2 separate regions of the Homo sapiens genome follow, and region 1 is linked to region 2. Evidence: read pairs that join two places in POLR2A ChIA-PET (ENCODE). Cell type or tissue: CD4-positive, alpha-beta T cell. All regions are shown on one strand. Region 1 overlaps SEPTIN9 (septin 9). Region 2 overlaps SEPTIN9 (septin 9).

What was found. ChIA-PET counts read pairs that join two places held together with the same protein. Peaks named below come from ENCODE experiments on the same cell type or tissue, not always from the same donor. Only the 100,000 strongest peaks of a DNase experiment are listed, where the experiment ranks them.
Region 1: POLR2A ChIA-PET joins it to region 2 with 15 read pairs; 9 of 35 experiments call an interaction of 5 or more read pairs at or near these places.

Annotation. Positions count from the first base shown.
Region 1 is chr17:77,474,206-77,476,705 of GRCh38, reverse strand. All of the region lies in intron 3 of SEPTIN9 (septin 9), which reads right to left. Among named protein-coding and RNA genes, the nearest start is that of MIR4316, 78 kb to the right of the region's middle. RefSeq lists enhancers at 845-1,685, 1,763-2,263, 2,264-2,500. In CD4-positive, alpha-beta T cell, no CTCF peak of the experiment used is centred here; a DNase peak (open chromatin) is centred at 1,505; H3K4me3 peaks cover 785 bases; H3K27ac peaks cover 2,340 bases.
Region 2 is chr17:77,373,560-77,376,059 of GRCh38, reverse strand. The region is part of intron 2 of SEPTIN9 (septin 9); the gene reads right to left. Among named protein-coding and RNA genes, the nearest start is that of MIR4316, 22 kb to the left of the region's middle. RefSeq lists an enhancer at 1-423. In CD4-positive, alpha-beta T cell, CTCF peaks have their summits at 1,264 and 1,468 (motif pointing right); DNase peaks (open chromatin) are centred at 1,549 and 2,189; H3K4me3 peaks cover 2,500 bases; H3K27ac peaks cover 1,039 bases.

The sequences.
Region 1 (2,500 bases), 100 kb before region 2:
GTTCCCATTCTGAACCCAGGCCTTATGCCAGGGCCCCTCTGCCATTCACTGGCGCTGGTGGCAGTAGGTCACCGGTCCCGTGATGGGGACTGCCCCCAAATCTGCTCATCCTGGGGACCAGCTCCCTCCTCCCCGCAGGCGTCCACTGGGCCATCTTTTCTCCAGAGTTGCAGGTGGGTCTAAGGCAGGGATGAAAGGGCTGTAATCCACGCAGCCCTGAGCCAGCACCCTCTGGGAACATCTGCACTTAGTGACAAATTCTTACCCCAACCCCAGGACCTGCCGAGGATGAGGGAATCAGATTGCTGTCTGTGGCTGGGACGGGGGCTGTAGGATATCTGGCTGGGAGGCAGTGCCCAGAGAGGAGGCAGCTATTGGACATGACACACTTTAGGGGCACTCACACTCATCACAGCCCCAGGGCTGACCCTGGCCCACCTGGCCTGGTGCCGAGAGAGGGCTTGACACAGCAGGCTTGCAAAGCCTGACTTGGAAACCAAGACCCAGGGGCCGCCCTTCTCTGCCTACCCCTCCCTGTGTGTCATGCTGCCTGGTCTACGTCCCAGAAATGTCCACACAAGTCCCATCAGCCTTGCTGGCCAAATGCAGAGATGGTGCCGCTGGGGCAAGGGACCCTGAGCCACCGCCCAATGCCATTCCCAGCTCCAGGGGAGTGACAGCCGGGCCTGCACCCCAGGACAAAGTGCTCAGGGTCAAGTCAATGCCATTCCCCTGTCTTCCCCAAACCCAACCCACACCTGGCTCTCAGAGCACGGACCGAAATGGCCACATCCCCACACACCTTGTCTGTCACTGCCAATGGTGGCCAAGCAGAATGCAAGGTCATCCTCCTCCTGCCCACGGAGGCCTGTGAAGCCACTGACCAGGCCACGGCAGGGGAGCCGGTGGCACTCACCACACCCTGTCAGCCTTCCAGGCCCGTGTCCAGGAGAAAGCTGCCGGCATCTACAGCTGGTGCCCTTGCCCCGGCGAAGACTTCCTTGCCTCCATCCACCCCGGCCCAGCGTGGGCCCAGCAGTCTCCTTACTTTGCCTCGTAACAATGCACACTGGAGCAGCCTCCAGCTGCCCTCCCTCTGCAGGCTCCCCTGAATCCAGACCCTGGGGCCAGCACCCCTGCGGCAGCCCTACGGCCACCTGCAGGCCTTCCCAGAAACTTGAGCCCATGGGGGCACTTCAGGTCCTATAAACTAACAGATGCTCCCTGTCCCCCACAAAGGGGCTTCTTAAAGCTGAGTGAGTCCCTGATGCAGGCAATGCTAGGAGGACAGTGTCCGGCCAGGGCTGCTCCCTCCTCCTCTCCTATCTCCCTGGGTGCCTGCAAAGTCCTTCAGATCCCTGCTGAATCCTGGGGAAGCCCTGCCTCGCAACCAGGGCTTGCCCTCCCCGCTCCCACACAGAGCCTGCTCTCTGCGTCCAGACAGTCTCCCCACGATGGTAACTGAATAATGATGTGTGCGGTTTCCTCTCACCACAACCCCCCCACACAGGGTTTGTGAAGCCAGACACCTCATCCATCACGCTCACCCCAGCCCGGCTTTCTTCAGAGCAGCGTAGGGCTCACGGCAAGCCCCGGCAAAAAGTCTGGTGAATGAATGAACAAATGAAGAAACAAAGCTCATCACAGCAGCCGAGGTTTACTGGGGGCTCTCTGTGCCAGGCGTTACTCTAATTTTTTTTTTTAGAGAGTGGGTCTCACTAATGTTGGTCAGGCTGGTTTCAAACTCCTGGCCTCAAGCGATCCTCCCACCTTGGCCTCCCAAAGTGCTGGGATTATAGACATAAGCCACTGCACCGAGCCCCAGGTGTTACTCTAAACGCTGCTCAGGAGCTATTATAACTGATGGATCATCACACAATCCTATAAGGTAGCCACTGTTATTGTCCCATTTCACAGATAAGGAAACCGAGACCGAGAGGGCTTTTGTCAATTATGAGGGTCGCAAAGCGAGTAAGCGGTAGAGCCAGGATTTGAAGCCAGGTAGGTGAGCCCCAGGCTGCTGACCCCCTCCCCAGGCCAGGTCTTCGGGAACCATGGAAAGGCTGGAGAAGTATGGGGTTCCTGCAGCCAGGACCCAGAAGGTGCAGCTGCGGTGCAGGCAGCTCAGCACTGAGGCCTTGGCCTCCAGCTCCTCCCTCAGTTGCTCTCCCCCAGGGAGCTGGAGGCAGAGCCCTGAACTGCCAGGAGAAGATTCTACCCGCCAGCCAGGGAAAGTTGCCAGGGCTCTTCCCAGGGCTTAGAGCCACCCCAGGCCTATCAAAGCACATTAGCATCTTAGTTTCCATAACTTCCCTTGCAAGAAAGATGATGGTACCAGCTACTGGGCCGGGCTGGGGGTCCCAGATTCCAGGGGCCCTCTCAGGCCTGCCTATGGCTCTCCCAGGACACAGATGCTTACTTGAGAAACCCTAGTGCACCAGGGGTCCCACAGCCAAAATAAAGAGGCAGAGCTGCCCTGGGGCCCCTGCCAAAGCTCCCA
Region 2 (2,500 bases):
ACTTTTCTCTACCCTGATTCGGAAGCTGCCTGTCCACATCACCCCTGGCTGGGCTGAATCACACTCTCTCCTCCACCTCCTTCAATCATCCCTTCCCCACGTCTGTCTGTCCACCCAAGGTTGTCCAACTCCCATATACACACCCCCACACCCTCCAACTATACTCCAGGCTCCTTGGGCACCAGGGAGGGCCACCTTTCCATACCCCAGGTCAGCCCCCATGCACATGCGCACTCATGCACACACACACTCTCTCACGCCTATCGACTCGGGCCACCTGATGGCTCTAAGACCAGAATTCCCAGCAAAACCATTCAGGACACACAAGGGGGAGACTGATAAACACAGGGAACCAGCAGATTGAGGCCCCACTCCCCGAGACTGAGAAACCTTCCCCCAGAGCCAAAGGATTGCCAACTGCTGCACCAGGATGGTCTCAATGAGCCCATTGTCTTGGACTAAATTACAGGGTCACAAAACTGGCTTGGGAGACAGCCGCAGAAGCAGCTCCAGATGGAGGCACATGGGGGCAAGGGTGGAGTTACACCCAGAGACCCAAGGAAGGGGCACTAACAACTTTCATAGTGCAAATGGTGACAGCTGTACAACGAACACAACCCCAAACCCTGGCCTCCCCTCCCGCCACAGGGCTCCCGTTGAGACACGAGAGTTCTTCCCCAGAAATCCCACTGGGGGCCCGACACTTTCTGTTAGGAACTGAGAGCAGAGACCTCGATCCCGCAGGCAGGAGGAGAGCTCTGCACAACACAGGGCCTCTCTCCATAAGGGCTTACTGGAAAGTGGTCAGACCGGCTAAGTCGTGCCACTTGGACATTTGGGACAAGGAAGGCCCCTGGAGGAGCGGTCGCAGGGAGGAGTTGCAAAGAGGCAGGGGCAGGGAGGTCACATTCACTCGGGGACTGCAGGAGGCTCAACGGAACACAGTGGACCTAGGGAGACCCCAGTATGAGCATGTGCCCAAAGATGTCCAGATGAGGAGGTGTTGTGGGGGAGGGGGGCGGGAACAGCAAGCCCTCCCAGCTCTGCAGACCCAGACCTCCCCTCCCTCTGGGAAGCAGGGATGCAAAGGGATAGAGCCTGAAAAAGGGCTTTCACCACTAAGCTGACAAAGTAACTACGATGTTTCCAGCTCACACTCTGCACAGCGCCAGTGGCCACTGGATCACAACCCCCTCCCGTCCCTTCGCCGCCCCACACCCTCCTCAGGCCCAGCCCTGAAGAACAGCCACTGGCACTCTGCTTGGCGTCCAGCCAAAGTTCTGGTCCCCCAGGAGGCCCCGCCTCCCCCACTCAGATAGGGCTGACCCCAGGTGGGCCGTGTGGGCAGCTGGGCTCAGGACACCCAGATGTCAGCCCTGGTTCTGGCCATGGAGCGGGGAGGACCTCAGGCTGGTCACCTCCCAGCTTGGCCTGACACCTGGACAGTTTGCTCATTTCAACACAGCCTTTCCCCCTCCCGGCCCACCAGAGGGCTCTGCCCAAGTCAGCCTAGGAGCCTCTCCGAGGGGCGGGGGCTCCAGGTCCCGGCAGAGGCAGGCCCGCCCCTCAGAAGCCCTGCCCCAGAGCGCTGGAGACCATTGTGTGAGCTTCCCCTTCGCCTGCTGTATTTACTCCCGCGGACGCAGGACGCAGAGCCCCAGCACCGGCAGTCAAGAGGACGCAGGAAAGCGCACGCACTCACAGGCTCAGAGACGCGGACGCCAGACCCAGGCTTGGACAGAGCAGCCCCGCAAGTCCCAACACACTTTGTAAACCCCGAAGACAGGAGAGAGCCAAAATACTCTCCCTGCCCGCACGCAGGCCCCTTCTGTCCCCCACGGCCCGATTCTGGGAGGCGGATGAGGATATCCCCAGGCCTGGATGGGGGCCATGGGACATCCCACTCTAGACCCTGCCACGACCTGGGCTGTGTCCGTTCGGTGCTCCCGGCCCACGGGCTGCACAACTTGGCGGCCCCGAAACTGGCGTGGGGGAGGGGAGGGCTGTCCACCCGAGCAGGACGCGGCTGTCCACTCAGTCGGAGGTGAGGAACGACCTCCCTATCCCGTTGCCGGGTCCAAGCGGGGCCCGAGAGCCGCCGGGGAGAGCCAAAGGGAGGGGACCGATGGATTTCCCAGAGTGAAACTGTGCGTCCTGGAGAGTTCCGAGGCAGCCTCGCGAGCCCTCGAGGAGGTCGCTGTCGCTTGGCAAACACAAACAACAATAAAAGGAAGGAAACCCAGGCGGCAGTGCGCAGAACGAGCACAGGGTCCTGTGAGGGCGCGCAGGGTCTACGCGGGTGCCCCTAACAGGGTCCCCCACGTAGGCGGCGCGGGCACGGGGCCGGGGGCGCGCGGCGCTCTCAGCGGGAGGGCGCCTGGATTAGGGGTCCCGTCTCCCCTCAGCGCACTCCCGTCTCCCCTCAGCGCACCCCCGTCCCGCGCCAGGCCCACCCGCAGGGTCCTCTCCAGCACGTCCGCGGCCGCAGCAGCCAGCCCAG